Regions from separate parts of the Homo sapiens genome. Here region 2 is linked to region 1. The links are chromatin contacts, found by Hi-C in ENCODE. All regions are on one chromosome and are shown on one strand. The core of a region is the stretch at or near the end of the contact, and the rest is flanking DNA. Distances in the headings are between cores, read along the strand shown.

Region 1 (6,493 bases), core at 97-2,596:
GTGTGCATGTGCTGAGCCCTCCACTCATGTCTACGCATCTGCTCCTCCAACACCCTGGGAGTTGGTGTTGTCAGCCCATGTGGCTGAAGAAGAAACAGGCCCTGGAGGGTGAAGTGATTTGCATTACAGCTTGTCCATACTGAGTGAAGCTGGAATTCACACGCAGGCTACCTAACAAATAGCAAGCATCCTTTCAATCCCCAGCCTCTGGGCCACACTGGCAAGAAGGACAATGGGGATTGTTGCTACCAGCATACCTGCCTCATTGCCATAGTCTCTTACCACCATCTTCATTCCTTGACCATGATGGAAAAGTCTATTCTCAACCTCCTTTGGAGAATGGATTTTTACACCAAAAGCACTTGGAGCGTTAGCAACTACTGACCTCTTCTGGACTGAGAAGGCAGACCCAGAAGACGGATACCACGACATAGTCAGTCCCCTATGCCAAAGGCAAATTTCAGATGTGATGCCTTAGTTCCTTGAAAACAGGAAATATTTCTTCTATTTCTCCTGAAACTCTGCCTGGAGGCCTAGTAGAAATCTAGGCACAGAGTAGATGTATCAATCCCGCCACTTGGTGGCTTAAAAGAACAATTATTTATCAGGTAATGATTCTGTGGCCCAGTGACTTGGGCTGGGCCTCGCTGGTTCCTCTGCTTATTTTGGTTGGGCTTATTCATTCATCTGTGGGCAGCTGGTGGTCAGGTAGTTTCATACCTGCATTTGGCAGTTGGCTGCTGATTAGCTGAGAGTCAGATATAGTTACTGGGGGTTACTGGGCCATATGTCTTTTGTGCATCCGCCAGTTTGCATGGTGGTGGCTGCAGGATTTCCAAGAACAGCAAGAGAGGAATCCCAATGCACAGTTACTTTTTACCCCTTAGTCCATGGAACATTGCATCATGTTTGCTAATGTCCCATTGACTAAAGCTAGTCACATGACCAACCCATATTCTAGGGATGAAGAAGTAGTTTCCAGTTCCTGATGGAAGGGGAAGAATTTGTAGCCCTTTTCGCAGTCGCCACAGTTGGTGGTCACAGACGTTTCCTAGGACATTGTTGCCTCATTCTCTCTCCCCTCTTACCACCTGATACATAATTTCTGCTGTGGCCATAATAGCCTTAAAATGCAGTGGTTTTATTTCTAGGCTTTCTCCTCCTTATGCAGCAGCTAAGCTCCCCCAGGCAGGAATTACAGCAGGTATGTCTGTTTCCCCAGCTCCTAGCATAGGGTCCGGTGAATGCTTACTCAGTGAATGTTTATTAAACAAGTCATTGAATTGTTGAATTGAATATAAAGTGAAAATGGCTTCAGGTGAGCAATGTGTTAATTAGACCCAGGAACTGAAACTCCAGATGGGCAGAATGCAAATTAGAAGAACTTTTTAGAAGCACTGTATTACCACAAGTTCAGCGTGATTTGATTCCCCTCAAGTATTCTAGGACATCTGCACTAGTGCTAGCCCACCAGAACTTCCTGTGGATCACAAGTGGGTGAGGTTCTTAGCCTCTCTCGGATATTTGCCCTCTCAGGAAGCTGGTGGGAATGATGGAGTATCTCCCTGGGAAATGCATACCTGCACTATATCACTGGGGCTCAGTCTCAGAGAACAGGATGCACTGCAGCTAGTTTAGCAAGAAGGAATTAGTTTCAGGTTACGGGGGGCAAATAGAATCATTGGAGAGGCTGAAGAAATGGTTGTGGAACTGAATATTCAGGAACGACTTTGAAAACAAAACCGAGCTAGCAAAGGAGCTGCTTCCTCTTTGCCAACAGGAAGCCACCTGCTCAACTGGGAAGCTGTAGCTCCTCCTCCAGCTCCAGAATCAGGCCACCATCAGAGTCAGGAGATGGCCACTGTAGACGCCACCCAGATAGGGAAGCTGCTGGAGGAAGGGTCAACACCTCTGTGCGGGGGCTTGCCTGCAGGAATGCCAAACAGTGCTGGCAGAGCCTTTGTCCTGCAGGAGCGTTCAATTAGATACAGGTGCTTCCATTAGGAGCTTGCTGCAAGGGATTCTGGGAAATGCAGAACAGGGAGACACTGGGTAGGTTAGGATAGAGGGGAAGCCCTCTGATCTCCACCCTCGCTCACCCACAATTTCCCAATCTCAGCCCCCCACTATCCACTACAGTACATGGTAGTACCATCATGAACCCCAAGTTAACAACTTTATTTTAGTTTTAGATATGTGGCAGAAAAATAATTTTTTCAAATACTTATGTATTCCTAATGAGAACATTTAAAATCTACTCTCTTAGCAATTTTCAAGTATATAAGACATTGTTATTAACTATAGTCATCGTGTTGTACAGTAGATCTCTTGAACTCATTCCTCCTAACTGAAAGTGTCCTTTGACCAACGTCTCCTCAATCCTCCTCCCCTACCCTAGCCCCTGATAACTACCATTTTACTCTCTATTTCAATGAGTTTGACATTTTTAGATATCACATCCAGTATTTGGCTTTCTGGGCCCAGTTTATTTCACTGAATATAGTGTCATTCGAGTTCATTCATATCATTGCAAATGACAAGACTTCTTTCTTTTTTAGGGCTGAATAGTATTCTATTGTTTATATCTATACCACATTTTCTTTATCCATTCATCTGTTGATTGACACTGAGGTTGATTTCATAATTTGGCTATTGTGAACAATGAAGCAATCAGTGTGGGAGTGCAGAAGTCTCTTTGCCAAGTCGACAACTTCATTAATTCTTATGAGTTAAAAATCAATTTGGAATATTTTCTTAGAGAAAAACAGGCAGTACAGTGAGAATATGATCATTTGTTCTGAATTACAGAACTTGGTAGTGCATTAAGGAGAATGGAGTCAGGATTATGATTTTTGTTTGTTTGAGAAACAAACAAAACAAGTTCCAGTTACTTATCTTTCCATAGAGTCCCCTCTGTAGATGCCCGGGCTCCTGTTCACAGCCTTGGTGGAGGACATGGCATACGATGTGAATTATAGCAGATGCCAGCTTTTGTCCAAATTTGCCCAGAAGGAGAAAGGCAGGAGGAAGAGAGAGAATGAGAGCCCACTTTCAGACAAGTGCCAGTGATACTAATCAGGGTGCAGACACAGGGCTTTTGCAAAGAGGACTTGCCAAGGCTTGCAGTTGGCCAAGGATCACTGTGCTAGGGTTCAAACAGAGATAGGGCATGCTCCCAAGGGAGCCCCTGGTTTGGGTCAGTTCTTGGGAAAGACCAGGTTGGAGGAAGGCAGTTCTAGAACTTTCTACCCTATCTCTGAACACCTTAAAAATATTTTTACTCAACTTAGGTCCATCGGTTAAATAAATACAGTACCTGTTTCATAGCATAATCATGATTAATAAACACATTTTTTAAAAAATTCTGTAAGTGTTAACAAAGTATATCCTACTTTTGTGGTGGAGACTACCAGGAAGTATTTGCCTGTCCCAGTATAACCTAAAAAGACCACCGTAGAGATCCACAAGAAATGCTGGTCCCCTGATCAGCAGTGGCACCAACACCTGAGAGCTTGTTAGAAATGAAATTCTTGCTGATTGAGAAATGCTGGGGTGGGGCCCAGCCATCTGTTTTCAATCGACCCTCCAGGTGATTCTGATGGATGGTTTGGGAACCATTGGTTTATGCCAGCATCCCCCTCCCTGAGTTTGCTGAGAACTTTACCGCTTACAAAGTGTCTTGCATTTGCTGTTTCACACTCATTTGTATAACAGCCCTACTGGTAGAAATTGGGAAAAGGATAGAGATAGAGATAGAGCTAGAGATAAGGGTACGGATATGGATAGAGACAGAGAGGGATAGGGTTAGTGATAGGTAAAGGAATGAGATGAGGATAGAGTTAGGGATAAGACAAATAGGGATAGGGATTATCTTATTTCATTTTCTGCTGCTATAACAATACCACAGACTGGGTAATTTATTATATGAAGAACAAAGGTTCATTTGGCTCATGGTTCTGGAGGCTGAGAAGTCTGAGAGCATGGCACTTGCATCTGGTGTTATCCCATGATATAAGAGTGAAGGGTGGAAACAAGCACACAAAACAGAGTAAGCAAATGGGGGGATGAACTTATCCTTGTATCAGGAGACTACTCCCACAATAACTAACCCACTTCCAAGATAACAGCATTAATCCATTCATGAGGACAGAGCCCTGATGACCTAATCACTTCTTAAAGGCTCCACCTGTTAACGTTACTATTACAATGGAAATTACATTTCAGCATGAATTTTGGCGGGGGGCATTCAAATCACAACAAGAATAAAGATAGAAATAGGAATAGGGTTCAAGATAGATATAGAGATAGGAGTGGACACAGAGATAGAGACTGAGATAGGGATAGAGTTAGGGATAGGGATAGGGATAGAGAGCAAATTGTCACCTCATGACTGATGAGCAGAGGGGGTATCAGAGTGGTGGTGCAACCTCCCTGAAATCACACATCACATAATGAGCCAGGACTGGCAGTTCCCCTTTCCCCATTATTTCAACCTCAGGAAGATAGGGATTGTTTGAAATGAGGATTAAACCAATGGCTTCTCTGTGCTGTACAGAATTTTAAATGAAAATACAGGCTTCCATCCCACATAGAGTGCAGCAAAGTGGCTGCCATGAGCCTGAGATAATAACTTCTGCCATGACTGTGATGACTGGCTGCTCCTTGCTCAGGGTGGACCAGCACTTCCCTCTCCTCCTCTCATCTTCTGGCTGCTGAGTTCCATGGCCAGAGCCAACCATGTGGGTCGGCAGACAGCAAACTTGAGGGCTTCAATAATACTTACTAAGTCAGTTCACTCATTACATTGGATCATTTTAATTTGTAAATGATCATTTTTCCTCTTAAGCTATGCCCCTCTTTCTAAAGAACACACACAGTGGATTCAGTCAAGGATTCAACAATCTTCTACACATAAGCAAGCTCTGATGCTGGAAAGACGTGCATGCAGAATAACTTTGGCCAGAGTTGGAAGCCATCTTGAAGATTATCTGGCCTGATTCTTTTTGGAGACACAAAAATTGAAAGTTGCGTTGTTCATTAACTTTCAGGAAATTGATAGGTTTCATATTGAAGCTTTCAGTATGTTCAAAAAGTCTTCTTATCTAGGGCTTCTTTAGTTTAACATTGTGTCATGCTTTGTTTAAAAAAATTACCAAGTCCAAGCAATGACTTGAACAGAAATTAAACATATGAGTAAGATCACAGTATTGTCCTTATTTTTAAGTAGTATTTTAAGAAAGTTTCCTCTGGAAATGTTTAATTACCAGATTCCAAAGTTAAGTTCCTCTTCTCCTGAAATCTGAACAAAATTTAGTATTGTATGATCCCTGAACGTGCTGCCAGCTCCCTGACACCTTCCCCAATAGGCTCTCTGAATTCCAGAACTTTATCTATACATCTCTTTAAAACCATAGCATCCTGACTGACAATAAATCTTGGTGAATTTTAATAATTATGATAATGATAACAACAGCTAACATTTGTTAAGCACTTATTATCCCCACACCACTTTTCTAAGCCTCTTACAGGGATTAACTCTTTGACTCCCCCATTTTACTGATTATTATTATTTCCCCTCGTTTTATAGATGAGGAAACTGCACCATATAGAAATATAAGAAATGTGCTTCAGTTGCTCAAACACTAGGCCAACTCCCTTTAAGCTTTCAATGCTCTTAATGTTTTAAGGCAATACGTTTGAAATCAAATGGGTTGAAATCACATTCATAGAGCTTCAGTAAGAACAGCAGCTTATTCTTTACTTACACATGTCATACATGAGAGTTTGGTTGTGTGTCTTCCATAATCACCTTCCAACTCAATGGAGTCAGCGCTAGACTCCATTATGCCATGTACCACACAATGGCCAGGAAAAACAATGCCAGTGTCGCCTTCACAGCAGACATTTATAGCAGACATCAGATCACTACAGAACTAGAAAATAACAACATATTTGCAAATAAACACCCTGATATGCTCTGGATCTGTGTTCCCACCCAAATCTCATGTTCAGTTGTAATCCCCTATGTTGGAGATGGGGCTTGGTAGGAAGTGACTGGATCATGGGGGTGGTTTCTAATGGTTTAGCACAATCCCTCTAGTGTTGCTCTCGTGATACAGTCCTCACGAGATATAGTTGTTTAAAAGTGTGTAGCATCTCTCCTCTCTCTCTCTCCCTCCTGCTCCAGCCATGTAAGATGTACTTGCTTCCCCTTCACCTTCTGCCATGGTTGTAAGTTTCCTGAGGTCTCCCCTGCCATGTTTCCTGTACAGTGTGTAGAACTGTGAGCCAATTAAACCTCTTTTCTTTAAAAATAAATTAAAAAAAAAAAGAAACTTGGTGGAGGTCACACACAGTTAATTAATAATAGAACTAGACTTCAAGTACAGGTAATTTGACTAAAAAGAACCAATTCAGTATTTAATGAATGAGTGAGGAGTGGATGAATGAGTGAATTATTGGTTGGTTGGTTGGTTGGATGGATGGATGGATG
Region 2 (6,886 bases), core at 1,637-4,136, 160 kb after region 1:
TAGTAAAAGAGGAAGGCCACTTGCAGTTGAGATAAGAGGAAGGCCTCTGTCTCCTGCCTGTCCCTGGGAACTGAATGTCTCAGTGTAAAACCCGATTGTACATTTGTTCTATTCTGAGATAACAGAAAAACCCCCCTGTGGCAGGAGGCGAGACATGTCGGCAGCAATGCTGCTCTGTTATTCTTTACTCCACTGAGATGTTTGGGTGGAGAGAAGCATAAATCTGGCCTACGTGCACATCCAGGCATAGTACCTCCCCTTGAACTTAATTGTGACACGGATTGCTTTGCTCACATGTTTTCTTGCTGACCTTCTCCCCACTATCACCCTGCTCTCCTGCCTCATTCCTCTCGCTGAGATAGTGAAAATAGTAATCAATAAATACTGAGGGAACTCAGAGGCCTGTGCCGGCACAGGTCCTCCGTATACTGAGTGCCGGTCCCCTGGGCCCACTTTTCTTTCTCTATACTTTGTCTCTGTGTCTTATTTCTTTTCTCAGTCTGTCGTCCCACCTGATGAGAAATACCCACAGGTGTGGAGGGGCTGGCCCCCTTCACACATATATGCATGTATATAAAATACATGTGTAAATATATATATATATACATACATATGGCAAAGCATTTCATTCATATATTCTTGATATTGAATTTATGAAGAGTTCCAACAACTCAATAACCCTACAATAAAGTGGGCAAACAATTTTAACAAAACCTTTTAACAAGAAAGATGTGAAAATGACCAGTAAGTGCAAGAAAAGACCCTCACAAACATTAGTCATCAGAGAAACGCAGATCAAAATCCACATGAGAGGCAATTTTACACCCATCCGACGCCTCACATTTGAAAACCCAATGGCGGTACTGACAGGCCTGGGGCAGCGGACGCTCTCAGGCATTGCTGAGGAGAAGGGAAAGCAGCTTGAGCGTTTGGAAAGCTGTCTGTTTCTTAGAAAGTTAAGCATACACTACTCTATGGTCTAGCAAGGCCAGTCCTCAATATTTAACCAAAAAATTAAAACCAAAAACATGAATACGGAAGGACTGGAAGGCATGATTATGTGTTATTTATCATCGCCCCAAACTGCGAACAATTCAAATATCTATGAACAGGAGAATGGAGGAACGCCGTGGAGAGTATTTTTACACGAAACACTACGCGATGATTAAAAAAGAAGAATAAGGCCAGACGTGGTGGCTCATGCCTGTAGTCCCAGCACGTTGGGAGGCTGAGGCAGGTGGATTGCCTCAGCCCAGGAGGTCGAGGCTGCGGTGAGCCATGAGCGCACCACTCTGCACTCCAGCCTGGGTGACAGAGCAAGACCCTGTCTCAAAAAAAAAAAAAAGAAGAAGAAGAAGAAGGGCAAATCATTGACACACACAATAACATCGTGAGGGAAAGAAACCAGAGTACATTTTTAATGATTTCATTTCCGCGACATTCAATAGCAGGCAAAACTAGTCAGCAAAGCTGTGCCTGTAGTGATGGGCAGGAAGGGAAGGCCGTGAAAGTGAACCTTCTGGGGTTGAAGCAGTTGGTCATGGTTGGGGTGATGGGCACACGAGTACATGTTTAGCGGAACTCATGGAATTGTACACTTAAAGTATGTGCAGAGGCTGGTAGGCCAAGGCTGCAGTGAGCTAGGATCGCACCACTGCCCTCCAGCCTGGGCGACAGAATGAGACACTGCCTCAAAAAAAAAAAAAAAAAAAAAAAAAAAAAAAAAAAAATGCAGTCCGGGTGTGGTGGCTCATGCCTGTAATCCCAACACTTTGGGAGGCCGAGGCAGGTGGATTACTTGAGGTCAGGAGTTCGAGACCAGACAGGCCAACGTGGTGAAACCCCCTCTCTACTAAAAATACAAAAATTAGCTAGGCATGGTGGCACACGCCTGTAATCCCAGCTACTCAGGGGGCTGAGGCAGGAGAATTGCTTGAACTCGGGAGGCAGAGGTTGTAGTGAGCCGAGATCATGCCACTGCACTCCAGCCTGGGCAACACAGTGAGATTTAGTCTCAAAAAAAAAGCATTTCACTGCATGTAAATTTTACCTCAATATAAAATTAAAATTAATCTTCGGAAAATAAAAGTACATTAGAGAGGATGGCTAATCAAAATTTTTGTAGCCTTCAAGGAGAATAAATTTGAAGCATATCTGTTGATTTGTGGAATTTTTACAAAGACTTAATTGAGGAAAACTTGAAAGCATTAGAAAGGGTCCCGTTCCTCTGTTCCCTCTGTGAGCCCAGCTTGCCTGAAGGGAACGTGGGTCTAATCCGTGTCTGGAGGAGTGAGCCGAACCACAGGAAGAAGAGGTAAGAAAGACAAAGGAGAACCAGGGCCACACTCAAATCCACGCTCTTCAAAACTGTGTTTTACAAATTTGACAAAATATTTATCCTGGAAATTTTTAAGCGGTGGAACCTATAGACAGCCTTTTCTTTCAGCTTATTTTGTTAGTTTTAATTTTATTTAATTTTTTTACAAAATGACCACCGTTGATATAAACACCAATGCCAGGGGGTGGAGGGTCTGCATCGCTGAGGAGAGCCCTGAGCGCCAAGGAAAATGGTCCACCCGCTGGCCAAGCCACCACCGTCTCCCAGGCTCCCGGGACACCTGCTGGAGAGGGAGCCCAGTGTCTTCTAACAAAGGGAAACACCTATGAGGAAGAGGCCAAATTTAGAAACCAAGGAAAGGAGAGCTTGGCTGGAGCTGATGGCGGCTCATGGGATTGTGAAGAGATTAAAAATAACACTCGTGCATGTGAAATAGCAGAAACAACAACAGAAGTATTCATGTGTTCAGTATAAACACCTGGGCAGGGATATAAAGGGCCCAGGCTCAGGGAGTTCCACACCTGCACACCTCCCTCTCACCTGCTCCTCTACCTGCTCCACCCTCAACCCACCAGAACCATGGGCTGCTGTGGCTGCTCTGGAGGCTGTGGCTCCGGCTGTGGGGGCTGCGGCTCTGGCTGTGGGGGATGTGGCTCTAGCTGCTGTGTGCCCATCTGCTGCTGCAAGCCCGTGTGCTGCTGTGTGCCAGCCTGTTCCTGCTCCAGCTGTGGCTCCTGTGGGGGCTCCAAGGGGGGCCGTGGCTCCTGTGGGGGCTCCAAGGGGGACTGTGGCTCCTGTGGGGGCTCCAAGGGAGGCTGTGGTTCTTGTGGCTGCTCCCAGTGCAGCTGCTATAAGCCCTGCTGTTGCTCCTCAGGCTGTGGGTCATCCTGCTGCCAGTCCAGCTGCTGCAAACCCTGCTGTTCCCAGTCCAGCTGTTGTAAGCCCTGCAGCTGCTCTTCAGGCTGTGGGTCATCCTGCTGCCAGTCCAGCTGCTGCAAGCCCTGCTGTTCCCAGTCCAGCTGCTGTAAGCCCTGCTGCTGCTCTTCAGGCTGTGGGTCATCCTGCTGCCAGTCCAGCTGCTGCAAGCCCTGCTGTTCCCAGTCCAGCTGCTGTGTCCCAATTTGCTGCCAGTGCAAGATCTGAGGCTCTGCCTACAAATCTCAGCTGGTCCCACAGATCTGGGCTCTCCAGGAATGACTGTAGCTGTGTCCTGAATTCCTGAAGCACATCTCTGAGTCTGTCCTCCTCTGGACTAAGGCAGCCTAGCGTCCAGGGCTCAGTACTCAGCTGCTCAGCCTCTGAGGTCATGAGGGCTTCTGGCATGCTGGGTGCTGCCCATCAACCCTCCCAGAATCCCCTCTTCCTTTCCTGACCTCATCACTTCAACCTTCTCAGGGCTTCAAGATCCCACATCCCTGGGCCCCTCCTGTGAGCCTGCTGGAAACACACTGAAACTGGAATCCTCCGACCTGCTGCCGCCTCTCCCCGGTCCCTGCAACCTCCTGGCTCCTCCACCCTTCATCTTCATCCTGCCTGAGCTGCCACAGCTCCGATTGTTTTTGGAGTTGACCTAGAGGACTCAGAATTATTAGAGACCCCAGGATCCTCTCCTGAGGAGGAGGGGCGCCCAGTCTCCTCTTCTACCTCTGACCTGGCCTTGTTTCTTTCCCCAGGGCTTCGCCTTGTAAGTGCCTAGGCTGAATCTTCTAAATAAATACGATCCACACCTCCCACGAGTTTGCGTTGTGATTCTTTTGTTTCAACTTCTGTGTGATTAGATAAATGTACAATTTTCACAGAGTCGCACTCCCAGGCATTTGGGAACCCCCCGTTCCCTGCTGTGTGAGTTTGCTAGGGCTGCCCCACAAACCATGTGGCTTATGCAACGGGAGTGGATCGTCTCACAGTTTGGAGGCCAGAATCTGCCATCGAGGTGCCTCAGGGCCGGGTCCTCCTGAGACCTCCCTCCGTGGCTTACTGATGCCGCCATCCCTATATCCTCATGTGCTTGTCCCTCTGTGTGTGTCTGCGTCCTCATCTCTTTGTATAAGGACACAGATTAGATTAGGGCCTACCCTACTCCATTATGTCCACGTTTTAACTAATCACCCCTGTAAAGATCTATCTCCAAATAAGGTGCCATTCTGAGATACTGCAGTGAGGACTCCAACGTATGTACCAGGGGGCACAACTCAGCCGTGGTATCCACTTGGCTTGGGGCATCACCATCTTTCCCATCTTCCAGGATACAGAATTGGGAGGCCCCTTGGGCTTCTCTCCCCTACAAGTCGCCAAATCCCACAGCATCTCCTGGAAGACATCCTAAGACACCTCCTTCCTGCCTTCTTGTGACACCTCCCTACCTAGACCTCTGCTTCAGGCCCCCAACTGTCCCTTCCCTGCTGCCTCTGTCAGCTCGGGCTGCCAGAACAAAACCCACAGAGTAAGCCTGGAAGACGGAACAACAGACACCATTTCTCCCAGTTCCGGAGGCTGGAGGGCCTAGACCAAAGTCCGGCATGTTCGACTCATGGGGAGGGAAGGCAGGAGCTGGCGGAGGAGGAGGTGGGCTGCAAGGCTGGAGCCCCCAGACCCAGGCGTCTGTAACAGCAGAGCACGGGAGGCTGCTCGGGAAGCCACCTTCTCACAGGATGGCAGGCCGTGAGTGTCTGATGGAACTGTGACAAGAAAGTGAAAACTCAACAACACGGAATTTTTAGAATGTGCTTCTGAGTTTCTGTTTTAGTAAGTAAGGTTGACTAGACACTATTCACAACCTGGAACTTCTCAAAGGACATGGTGAAACCCCGTCTCCACTAAAAATACAAAAATGAGCCGGGCATGGTGGTGGGCGCCTGTATCCCAGCTACTCAGGAGGCTGAGGCAGGAGAATCGCTTGAAACCGGGAAGCAGAGGGTGCAGTGAGCCCAGACTGCACCACTGCACTCCAGCCTGGGTGACAGAATGAGATTCCATCTCTAAATAAATAAATAAAGTTTTAAAGTGCTGTATTTAAAACATATATTTTTTAAGTCACTGAGCTGTTGAAAAAATAAAATAATCCTCAGAGCCAACAAGCAAGAGAGAGCTGGACCCACAGAGGAAGGTGAAAGTCAAAAACGGCCTCCACCCTGTGGCTGGACCAGAAAGAGGCCCTCTCTGTTTTCTTCCACCTGTGGTATTGCTTCTGTTGTCAGCATGAATCTGAGAAAAACGTAGTTTCTCTACACTCTCACACAGAACACTCTCATTCCTGATGTGCGGGTTTTCCCCACACTACTCAATTTTCTGCCTCTTTCCACACTGACCAATTCTCTGACACCAGCTGGGTGTCCTGCAATTCACTCCCATCTTGAAACAGAGTTCATTTCAGATCCCACAGGCGAAGGGCTCAGTCCCACAAGACTGTCCCCACTTCAGAGGCTGACATGGTTTTCCTCTGTCCCCACCCAAATCTCATCTTGAACTGTAGCTCTCACAATTCCCCTGTGTTGTGGGAGGGACCCAGTGGGAGGTAATTGAATCACGGGGGTGGGTGTTTCCTGTGCTGTTCTCATGATAGTGAATAAGTCTCACGAGATCTGATGATTTTATGAATGGGAGTTTCCCTGCACAAGTTCTCTTATCTTGTCTGCCACCATGTGAGATGTGCCTTTCACCTTCCACCATGATTGTGAGGCCTCCCCAGCCAGGTAGAACTGTGAGTCCATTAAACTTCTTTCTTTTGTAAATTGCCCAGTCTCAGGTATGTCTTTATCGGCAGTGTGAAAATGGACTAATACAGATGCCAATCACGAGTCCAGCCTCCCAAGCTTCTAACCGATGGGCTATAAATCAGGGTTTACACTGATACCTGAAATGAGTGGCTGAGGCAAAGCTCTCTGTCCATCAAGGTTTACTAAGCCTGCTTTAAGGCGCACCTGAGAAAAATGCAAGATGCAGGCACATCTGTGGCTGTTTTCCCAGAGAGATTTTTGGGAAGTTTGGTATTTATACATTTCCTTAAAGGGGGGCAGGCAGGTAGGAAGAGGCAGGTAAGCATTAGGCAAATGATTGCATTCCTGTGAGACTTTAGTTAGTGCCCAGTAAATCTACATTTTACATGAGGTAAGGTGAACGTTTGAAGAGAAAAAGGGACTAAAGGAAGAGTCGGTTGTGCAGACCTCTCTGGGTAGATGGAGGAGGGACTGGTGTCATCTTGTTTTTGTTCTGCTTCTGGGAAGATAAACTCATAATCTATATGATCAGTGTGGAATGGAACACTTTCGTTTTAGGAGCTGGACTTGGATTGCAGGCCTGAAGTCACAACGGGCACATCCTTGTTGATGGCAGGACGCACTTCTTGAGAGGTTTTGCAACCAGCATAGCGCATATTTATGAGTGATTTGTGGAGGAAGTGTCCTGAGACACCTGAAGCCTTTGCCGTTTCCTGGGCCTGGCAAGCGAAACACACAGCAACACAGGCTGTGGAGGAACAGTGCTGCTTTTGCGAGAGGGCTTGGGGTTCTGAGATTTTTATTTTTCTTTACTCAACACCACCCTCCTTGG

What was found. A loop is a pair of places that touch in the nucleus more often than their neighbours do. Pooled maps may share reads with other maps.
Region 2: a pooled map shows a loop between it and region 1 (4-fold over the local background). The contact joins the promoter of KRTAP5-8 here to the enhancer-like site in region 1. A Hi-C loop is called at or near these places in 4 of 37 single-sample maps with no recorded cell type and 2 of 50 pooled maps.

Annotation. Positions count from the first base shown.
Region 1 is chr11:71,372,530-71,379,022 of GRCh38, forward strand. No RefSeq gene overlaps it. Among named protein-coding and RNA genes, the nearest start is that of DHCR7, 73 kb to the right of the region's middle. RefSeq lists a silencer at 1,364-1,413. Within about 2 kb of position 1,347, at least 3 of the 41 ENCODE cell types and tissues checked have a DNase peak (open chromatin) inside an H3K27ac peak, as active enhancers do.
Region 2 is chr11:71,535,139-71,542,024 of GRCh38, forward strand. KRTAP5-8 (keratin associated protein 5-8) reads left to right here and starts at 2,887. Exons shown (of 1, transcript NM_021046.3): 1 at 2,887-4,071. The coding sequence starts at 2,918. The coding sequence ends at 3,481. RefSeq lists an enhancer at 228-287.